Linked DNA regions of Homo sapiens: region 1 is linked to region 2. Evidence: read pairs that join two places in POLR2A ChIA-PET (ENCODE). Cell type or tissue: A673. All regions are shown on one strand. Each heading gives the region's core, and the rest is flanking DNA. Links, peaks and the distances in the headings are about the cores only. Region 1 overlaps LRRC39 (leucine rich repeat containing 39). Region 2 overlaps CDC14A (cell division cycle 14A).

Region 1 (5,429 bases), core at 293-5,292, 200 kb before region 2:
ACAGTTCAACTTCAGAATTCAATTTCATCTTACTACATGTTAATTTTATCTAGTCTTTACTTTTTACATATAAAAATGTATAAAATCTTTGTCATTTGAAGCACATTCCTGTTGATTTTTGATCTATTGCAAACATAAGAATGATCTCAAACTAGAAAAATGCAAACTAGAAACTGGAAAACCGGCCAGGCACGGTGGCTCACACCTGTAATCCCAGCACTTTTGGAATGCTGAGGCAGGTGGAGTTCGAGACCATCCTGGCCAACATGGTGAAACCCCATCTCTACTAAACATACAAAAATTAGCTGGGTGTGGTGATGCGTGCCTGGAGTCCCAGGTACTAGGAAGGATAAGGCAGGAGAATTGCTTGAACCTGGGATGCAAAGTTGCAGTGAGCCAAGATTGCACCACTTTACTCCAGCCTGGGCGACAGAGCAAGACTCGGTCTCCAGAAAAAAAAAAAGAAAGAAAAGAAACTGGAAAACCTTTTGCAAAAAGCTATTTCTATCCCAGAAAATTCTTCACTCATGAAAAAGAGAGTAAGTTTAGAATTGAAAATTTTGAAAATTTTAGGCTGTTAAAAGGATACATAATAAATATGAGCAGTCCTGAAAGCATGAAGTTTAACTAATTTGAATATTTGTTTGCCAGAAATCTCTTGACATTCTGAGAGTTAATACATAATTTTAGCAGTTTTGTATATTAACTGATCTTCAATAAGGATTTTATTTTAATGAACAGAAAGCCAAAAGTAAACAAAGTGTTGAATTTGCTGTCTTTAAGTATTTGGGTTTGTAAAATACCTCTCTTAGTATCTGTGTATTTTGATCTATCACTTGCCTAAAATTTAATCTGCTAACAGGTGCCCTGTGGCAGTGGGATATGTGTGGCCTTCTGATCTAAACAGCTAAGCTTCCCATAGATGTGGGTAACTAAGAAAAAATGTATAATGTCAGCTATTCAATTATATTACTTATTATAAAAATAGAACTATTCAAACAATGGGCTTAATGGTTATTATTACTAAGACAGAAATGAAATTCAGAGCAAGATTTAGTAACAAGTAAATTAGGAATCTTATCCCTTGACCTTTAACTTAAGGAATTAATCCAGTAACCATTATAGCCAAGTACTAGACATTGGAGATACAAAAAGCTCTGTTGTTACTGAGTTCACGGTCAGGCTATTATTAGAAAAATCTATTTCCATCTCTGTAAAGATCGCTAAATTCTTTCTGGTTCTGTGTTTTTATGATCTAAGTCCAGAATATACGATTTATTAATTTGGTTACCTTGAGCAAGACATCCCCCATCTGTGGGCCTTACCTATAAAATGTGAGGTTATAATTAAATGATATCTATGTATTTTCCAGCTTAAATATTCTATAATTCCTATACAGCTTTTTCTAAAAAAAAAAAAAAAAAAATTGAGAAAGGCTGTCTCCATGTTGCCCAGTCTGGTCTCGAACTCCTAAGCTCAAGCAATCCTCCTGCCTCAGCCTCCCAAAGCACTGGGATTACAGGTGTGAAGCTGCTTATTTTAATCTTGATATTCTTTCAGGTCTCTAATCGAAATTTTATAACTCTTCTAAAACCCTTTTGAGGCCGGGCGTGGTGGCTCACGCTTGTAATCCTAACAATTTGTGAGGCTAAAGCAGATGGATCACTTGAGGTTAGGAGTTTGAGACCAGCCTGGCCAACATGATAAAACCCTGTCTCCACTAAAAATACAAAAATTAGCTGGGTATGGTGTTGTGGGCCTGTAATCCCAGCTACTCAGGAGGCTGAGGCAGGAGAATCACTTGAACCCAGGAGGCAGAGGTTGCAGTGAGCCAAGATTGCGCCAATACACTCCAGCCTGGGTGACAGAGTGAGACTCTGTCTCTAAAAAAACAAAATAAAATTTGATTCTACAAATTTTATTGTAGAATAAGGCCTTTTTCTGATATTGCCACACCAATCGTTACCTAAGTACTTGATTTTTTCAAGGAGCTTGGCATCAAAAGGGAGAAAACACAATTTCTGTTTAAACTGTAGGCTTTTTTTCTTTCATTTTTTAGCTAAAGCTCTAGCCAATTTAGCTGAACGAAGCAGCATTAGATTACATTCTTACCCTTCTTACCCCTTGCCTGTGTACTGACCCCTTTCAAATCTGCTTCTTTTGTCTACTTCCTTGCCACTCAGTGTGATTTGCAGAACAGCAGCATCATTGTCTCCTGGGAGCTTGTTAGAGATCCAGACTCTTGGTCCTACTCCAGACTTACTAACCCAGAAGCTATTTTAAATAAGATCCCTATGGGATTCCTACGCAGACAAGTTTGAGAAACACTGGTCTATTTCAGAGCAGAGTAAAAAAGTAAGGACATTTCTTTGGGTTACCTTTGGTTGGTTTTAAATTTCTATGAATTTTCCAGTTAGCCTTTTCTCTGGTAATCAGCTTCTCTGTCTCACTTTAAAAGGTCTCTCAGATTCTTACCATTTTGCGTCAGTTATGATTGTTTATTTATTAATTTTTTTCTTTTTTTTTTAAATGAGACAGTGTCTTGCTCTGACACCCAGGCTGGTGTGCAGTGGGTGTGATTGTAACTTACTGCAGCCTTGACCTCCAGGGCACAATTGATCCTCCCGCCTCACCCCTCTGCCTCCCAAGTAACGGGGACTACAGGTGCATGCCACCACGCCCAGCTAACTTTTTGTTTTAGAGATGGGGTCTCGCTATGTTGCCCAGTCTGGTCTCAAGCTCGTTGGGCTCAAGAAATCCTCCTACCTCAGCCTGCCAAAGTGCTGGGATTACAGGCACAAGCCAGCATACCTGGAAAATTATTTATTTAGTCATATTACAGGTTTTAAACCTAACCTTTGATCTCTATATAATTTACTTTTAAAGTAGTTTATACTTAATTTTAACCACAATCCAAGCTTTATAATACTGTACAATGATTTTACAATGTAATTGTTTTAAGATTAAGGGAAAGGTGCTTTGAAAAACTACATTACACAAATTCCATGTAATGTTTCTAAAAGTAGAAGCTGATTTTGGTCTAACTTAACTTTTGGAAATTACATTTTGCTAACAGAGAATCCTCCTCCCTAATCATAAAATAGATGATGCCAAAAAAGAACAAGCAGTAAGAAAGGGCAAGACTGCACACTCATTATTCCTATATAGAGAACTTCTGAAATTTCTGAAATTAAGTGATTCTTAATTAATGACAAAGATCCCTTTTATCAAAACTTTAGCCAGGCTCCACATCCTCTGCTTGACCAGGATTGACCTTGGGCTTCCCTCTCTGTCCTTGCAGAATCCACTTTGAACAGGAATCTTGCTATGTCTGCACACTTACTAAAAACTAAGTGGGAAAAATTATTCCTCCCTGTCAAGATCTTTTGTTTTTACAGATATTTAGCAACACAAATCATTGCTTATCAGTAGCTTCTTGCCCCCCACCCTCGTTTACTGGAAGAATATCAATTGCTTCCAAGTCCAAGTGTTTACCAAGTAATCCAGGTGATATGGTTTTGCTATGTCCCCACCCAAATCTCATCTTGAATTGTGGCTTCCATAATTCCCACGTGTTGTGGGAGGGTCCCAGTGGGAGACAATTGAATCATGGGGGCAGTTTCCCTTATACTGTTCTCATTCTCTCTCCCAAGATCTGATGGTTTTATGAGAGGTTTCCCCTTTCTTTTTTTTTTTTTTTTTTGAGATGGAATTTCACTCTTGTTGCCCAGGCTGGAGTGCAATGGTGCAATCTTGGCTTACTGCAACCTCTGCTTCCTGGGTTCAAGCAATTCTCCTGCCTCAGGCTCCCATGTAGCTGGGATTACAGGCGTGAGCCACCATGTCTGGCTGAGGATTCCCCTTTCATTTGGTTCTCATTCTCTCTTTGCTGACTGTCATGTAAGATGTCCCTTTGCTCTTCCTTTGGCTTCCACCATGATTGTGAGGCCTCCCCAGCCATGTGGAACTGTGAGTCAATTAAACCTCTTTTCTTTATAAATTACCCAGTCTCAGGTATGTCTTTATCAGCAGTGTGAAAACGGACTAAAATAGTAAATTGGTACCGATAGAGTGGGGCACTGCTGTAAAGATACCCAAAAATGTGGAAGTGACTTTGGAACTGGATAACAGGCAGAGGTTGGAACAGCTGGATGGCTCAGAAGAAGAAAAGAAAATGTGGGAAAGTTTGGAACTTCCTAGAGACTTGTTCAATGGCTTTGACCAAAATGCTGATAATGATATGGACAATGAAATCCAGGCTGAGGTGATCGCAGATGGAGATGAGGAACTTGTTGGGAACTGGAGTAAAGGTCACTCTTGCTATGTTTTAGCAAAGAGAATGGCAGCATTTTGCCCCTGCCCTAGAGATCTGTGGAACGTTGAACTTGAAGAAGATGATTTAGGGTATCTGAGGGAAGACATTTCTAAGCAGCGAAGCATTCAAGAGGTGACTTGGGTGCTGTTAAAAGCACTCAGTTTTAAAAGGGAAACAGAGCATAAAAATTCAGAAAATTTGCAGCCTGAGGATGTGATAGAAAAGAAAAACCCATTTTCTGAGGAGAAATTCAAGCTGGCTGCAGAAATTTGTATAAGTAATGAGGAGCCACATGTTAATCACCAAGACAATGGTTTTATAAGAGGTTTCCCCTTTCACTTGGTTCTCATTCTCTCTTTGCCAGCTGCCATGTAAGATGTCCGTTTGCTCTTCCTTCATCTTCCACCATGATTGTGAGGCCTCCCCAGCCATGTGGAACTGTGAGTCAATTAAGCCTCTTTCCTTTATAAATTACCCAGTCTCAGGTATGTCTTTATCAGCAGCATGAAAACAGACTAATACACCAGGGATGAATCTTAATTTATCTAAACCAATCAGTCTCATTCCCCTAGAAGGTAACTGGGTTAGATGTGTACAAATGATCCAATTCTGGCCAATGAGAAGTGAAGGAGAGGTTTGTTAGGGACCCTCTGTGAAAGATTTCTTTACTCTTAAAGAAGAAATAGAAAAAAATAGTTTCCACTTTTCTGAAAACATAATGATCATTGGCTGTGATGCCTGGAAGTGCATCAGTCATCTTGTAACACTGAAGGAAGCTAATCCGAGGATCAGACTGACACAGGGATTAACAGTGGAAGGTGATTAAAAAAAAAAGCTGACTTTTAAAAGATGTTGAGGCTTTGCATTGACTATCTTCAGAACAGCCTCACTTCCCTATCGCCTAAACCATCTTTAGTTGAATTTTTTGTTATTTGCTAACTGACATCGGCAAATAACATTTGCTAATTTAATGTTTAGAAAGAGGCAATGGCCTGGCATGGTGGCTCATGCCTGTAATCCCAGCACTTTAGGAGGCCAAGGTGGGTGGATCACCTGAGGTCAGGAGTTCAAGACCAGCCTGGCCAACATGGTGAAACCCTGTCTCTACTAAGAA
Region 2 (5,332 bases), core at 19-5,018:
GCTTACTTTTGTGTGGCTAAAAAGTTAGTGAAATGAAATATATTACTTGTTATGACATCTGTGTGCCCCTCCTAGTGGTGGTCATGGGTGTAGGGTTGGATGTTCATGGCATAGAAAGCCAGTTTGCTGGGAAGGATAGTGTATAGGGTCTTCATTTTCAGCCTGTCCATTGTCATTTCTTCTCTTTTTGAGTTGTGAAGAAAGGTATTGAAAGTGCAGGAAAGAGCTCTTTAGGGAGAAACTCTAGGGACTGAATTTTAAGCAGTTTCTGAAGTGACTTGAAGAATTTCACCAAATGTTTTAGCATGTTAAGAATGAGCAGCCTCTAATGAGAACTAATTAGCTAAATGGAAGATTTAAATAATTTAAAACATTCAATTTTCATTTAAACTTAATTAAAGCAGCCTGATATTAATGCATCCAGGAAGTTTTGGATAAGTAATTTATAGAAAAATGATTTCTTTTATCTTGTCTATAGCATAGTTTTGAGTCAAAATGTGAACATAGAATATTTATGAGAGAAGCATGGAAAAACTACTCTTGCCTAGAAATATTTGTGGGAATGCATATTTAGGTTAGAGGTAGGTCAGGAGAAACCCTTTTGGTTTTTAAATTTTTATTTCAAATTAAATGTATAGCAAGTAGGATAATTTAATGGAAGGTTGAATGCCACTTAAGCATATACACACATACACATATATATGATCTGATAGAGCCTTACGGTCATCATTTAGAACCTCAATTCTCATTATAAATTGCTATGATATAGACAGAAGAGGAGATTTGGTTGAACCTCGAGACAAATTTCATTGTGGGAATAATAATAAAGCCATAGCAACAACAACAGCAGCAGCAGCAGCAGCTAACATGTATAGCCCTGTGCCAGGCAGTGTTCTAAGTGGTTTACACGCACACATTAACTCAATTAATCCTCAGAACAAGCCTAGGAGTTAGATGCTGTTATTATCACTACTTAACAAAGGAGGAAGTAGAGGTCCAGAGAGGGAAGTATATTGCCTAAGGTCACTGAGCTGGTAAGGCAGAGCAGGGATGCAAGCCAGAGGCAGTCCACCCTGGAGTCCAGGCATTTCCCAGTTGGCCTGAGACTGATGCCAATGGGGAGGGTATGGGACAACTTTGCCCCTTCCTGACAGACTTGATCCCTCTAACTTGGGTGGTGATGGCTCTTGGGGGAAATGTGCCACTGACAGTATATGCACAAACTATGACCAGCTCCTATCTGGGAATGTGTGGTGGTAATTTAAACATTTTTCTTTGTAATTTCACTTTTGGGGGGTATAATTTTGCCTTTTTTTTCCTATCAGTGCACTACCAAAAAGAAAGAGAGGAAAGAAATTGAGTTAATTGTAGGACACGTGAAAACGAAAGAAGCCCAGTTTTTATAAGCCTATGATAACTGCTTTTGTAGGCTGTCTGGTGAAATGTTCTGGCTGCTTACCTGGTGTAACTTAAGGTGATTTTTTTTTTTAAGGTATTCTCCAAAAAAAACCCTCAGAAAACTGTTTACTTTCTAAAAGATGGTAGTTTATAGTTTCTTCCCCCCTTTTTCTTCTCTTCATCCAAACCTTGGAAAAGTAATATTGTTCAGGGCTGCTTTTTTTCACCTTCTTCTTTTTTTTTTTTTTTTTGAGTTGGAGTTTCCTTCTGTTGCCAGGCTGGAGTGCAGTGGTGCGATCTCAGCTCACTGTAACCTCCGCCTCCTGGGTTCAACCGATTCTCGTGCCTCAGCCTCCTGAGTAGCTGGGATTACAGGCGCGCACCACCACACCCAGCTATTTTTTTTTTTTTTTTTTGTATTTTTAGTAGAGACGAGGTTTCACCATGTTGGCCGGGTGGTCTTGATCTCCTGACCTCGTGATCTGCCTGCCTCGGCCTCCCAAAGTGCTAGGATTACAGGCATGAGCCACTGTGCCTAGCCTTTTTCACCTTCTGTTTTGAACACATGACAGCCAGTGTTATGATGTAGTATATGTTAAGAGGAAGTAGATATATCTGTGTACATTCATAGTTAGTTCTTTTTTTTTTTTTGAAACAGGGTCTTGCTCTGTCACCCAGACTGGAGTGCAGTGGGGCAATCTCGGCTCACTGCAACCTCCACCTCCGGGGTTCAAGCAATTCTCCCACCTCAGCCTCCCGAATAGCTGGGATTATGGGTGCATGCCACCATGCCTTGCTAATTTTTGTATTTTTTTGTAGAGACAGGGTTTCACCATGTTGACCAGGCTGGTCTCGAACTCCTGGCCTTAAGTGATCTGCCTGCCTCGGCCTCCCAAAGTGCTGGGATTACAGGTGTGAGCCACCGTGCCTGGCCCACAGTTCTTAATTCTGTAATCCAGGGGAATCAAATTTACCTTCTAGATAATGATTTATTTAAATATCTGCTGTTTTGACCTCTTAGGCATTCGGTGTAGAGTTGATCTCTAATCTTCATAATGATAAATTATTACTCTGTTTTTTCAGTTTGCTTGAGATAAGGCTGTGAAAACAAAAAATGTAGCCGAGGTGCTAAGGAGAGTTATCTTAACAGGGCTAGTCATAATCATGCAGCCTGAGAGAGAGCTCCAAGTGGGCTGCAGGAGATCCCAGTGGGGAGCTGTCAGCCTTCCAAGTTCTTTCTGTGCCAGGTCACCACAGGGCGGCTTCATTATTTTGTTTGAAGTAGATTCCTAAGACATCAGATGTTCTCATTTGTAAGTTCATAAACACATTCCCAAGCCAGAAGTAAATGACTTTTACTTAGCCACAGCTCAATACCCCTTTGTGCTTAAAAAAAAAAAAACAACAAAAAACAAAAAACAAAAAAACTAAAAACTAAAACACAAGCCTCACAAAACTCTTGACACATTTTTATGGGAAGTGAAAAGCATAACTTAAAACTTTCATAAGTGGTTGAAAATTGCTATACAAGAAACTTAGTATTTAGATGGGATAGATTTTGATGCAGAACACTGTACTAATGCTTTGGAGATATGTATTTGTAAAGAAGGAAGTAGAAACACATGCAGTACAGGATAATACATGACCAAAGCTGCAAATGTATGTGTTAGGAGTTCAAGAAAGGAAGAGATTATTGCTACCCAGGGTGATAAGCACTGAGCTAGTTTTTGAAGGGTGTATAATAGCAAAGAGTACATTTTATGATCTCTGTGAGGACCAGTACTACCTGTTTTTGCTCACCATTATGTCCCAACACCTAGCACTGTGCCTGGCATAGATATGGGGCTCAAGAAATTTTAGTTGAATGAATGAATGAGTGAGTAAGTGAATGAGGAAGAAAGGAAAGAAAAAGATTTCAGGCAGAGTCCTGAGAAAAGGCACAAGAGGTGTTTGGGAATAGCAAGATTCTGTTAGAGGAGGTGTAATAATATTTGAATGGAGAGGAGTCACAGGTCACAGCAGCAGTCACTTAGTTGGGGACTGGATTGTGGAAAACTGTTTGGATGTCAGTAAATTGTGCTTGCTTGTAAATGGCAGAGAGTGACCAGGGCTCTACTTTAGGACGAGTGCTGCCATCGCTCGAAGGTGGGGTCAGTTAGGCTATGGAAGAATTGGATTAGGGTTGCAGCAGTGGGGAAAGAAAGGCCAGATGGGGAGAGGCTGGAAAGAATTGGTTGACTGGATTTGGGACTGAGCAGATGCGGGTAGGGAGGAGGAAGCAAAGGTGAATTCAAAGTTTCTGGCTTGGGTGACTGGGAGAGAGGGACACCTTTAAGTAGGTGAGGTACGTAAATCAGAAGGAAACTGCCTTTTTGCTATTCTGTTTTGTTTTGAGGATTGGAGATAGGAAGTAAAAAGGGGGTCATTATAATGGAGTCTTTGTCTTTTGTGATCTTTAAGCGGAAAATAGACCGTGTCTGTCCTGGATATTTAAAATGTGGGGAGGTAAGTGGCACAACTGATCTCAAGTTCCTTTCTGGCTTTGTGATTTGAGCTGAATTTTTTATACTGAATTGTGAAATTCATTGTGTCTTAGAAATATTTTTTTTAATTTTTCAAAGAATATTGCTTTTCTACAATGAAGAAATTCAAACCTACAGTGCTATAAATTTTTAATTGGCATAATTTTGTATATGCAGTTTTAAATGCTGATTTTTTTAATCATACATGAGCATTGTAAACCAATGCCATTTTTCAAAATCACCATAAATGTCTCTATATTAATAATATTTCGGGGAAAGGATATACCATACTGTATTGAACATTTTTCTCTCTTTGGTCATTTTGGTTGTTTCCTATGTCTTGTCATTTTAAGTTGTTCCAATTCACATTACTGAAGCAAAGTAGAGCTGTGAATAATTCTTTTTAAAGCTTTAGTTTCAATTTACTTAAAAAATATATTGGTTTGTTTTAATCAACGAAATACTTCCAGGAGCACCAAAGAATTTTATGTGGATTGAGAGTCATCAAAAATATTGCTCTATTTATTAAAAATATGTAACATCCCCAGTTCTTGACAACTTGAAAATGAAGCAGCATTGTTGCCTGGGGTAAATACCCGGGGTTCTTCATCTCATCGAAGATTAACAATAGGTACACGTGAGTGGGTTAAGGAGCAGAGACTTTAATAGGCAGAAGAAAGGACAGAGGAGAGAGTAGCTCTCCCTCTCTTGTGAGACAGAGGAGTCCAAAGGGAAAAGCGGGCCTGCAGCTGACCGCAACAGGTTTTATAGTCTGGCTTGAGGAAGCGGTGTCTGATTTACATAGGGCCCGCAGATTGGTTCAACCAGGTGTGACGTTTACGTAGTGGGTGGGGAAGGCTGATCACCCCACCCTAATCTTATTATGCAAATGGACTTTCCACTCGGCCAGTGCCGTCTTGTCTGCTCCTCACTGTACATGTGGCTGGCAAAAAGAGAAGATGGAGCTGCCATTTTGAACATGCCTAGTCCCAGGTAGTAGTATTCCTACTGGCACAACTGCCGACATTCACCTGTGCAAGTTTCCAGCTTGCTTGTTTACGTGTGCAGCTCTCTTTTACAGGCTGCTGTTTGTTAAAAGAGAAAATGATTTTAGGGCTGCTTTTCATTAAAAGGAAACCCTTACCGAGGGCTCCCGAACCCTCAGTACCTGCCTAAGTAATTTCTTTTTAACTCGTATATCAAAAACATCTGGTAAATGATCACAATTATTTGTTGTTGACAGTGAATTCCTTTATAAGAAATAATTTGTGTAAACTATAAATTTGAATAAGATATTTCCTTTATTGTTAATTTAATTTTTTGGTCTTAAATATTTTCACATCCTAGTGACAAATTGAAGAATTTGCCAGTTTAGACTTCTCTTTTTTTTTTTTTATAAAATTTAATTTTCT

What was found. Peaks named below come from ENCODE experiments on the same cell type or tissue, not always from the same donor. Only the 100,000 strongest peaks of a DNase experiment are listed, where the experiment ranks them.
Region 1: POLR2A ChIA-PET joins it to region 2 with 9 read pairs; 3 of 35 experiments call an interaction of 5 or more read pairs at or near these places.

Annotation. Positions count from the first base shown.
Region 1 is chr1:100,162,189-100,167,617 of GRCh38, forward strand. The region is part of intron 3 of LRRC39 (leucine rich repeat containing 39); the gene reads right to left. Among named protein-coding and RNA genes, the nearest start is that of LRRC39, 13 kb to the right of the region's middle. In A673, for the core only: no CTCF peak of the experiment used is centred there; a DNase peak (open chromatin) is centred at 2,213.
Region 2 is chr1:100,358,313-100,363,644 of GRCh38, forward strand. The region is part of intron 2 of CDC14A (cell division cycle 14A); the gene reads left to right. Among named protein-coding and RNA genes, the nearest start is that of CDC14A, 8.5 kb to the left of the region's middle. In A673, for the core only: CTCF peaks have their summits at 63 and 265; a DNase peak (open chromatin) is centred at 2,619.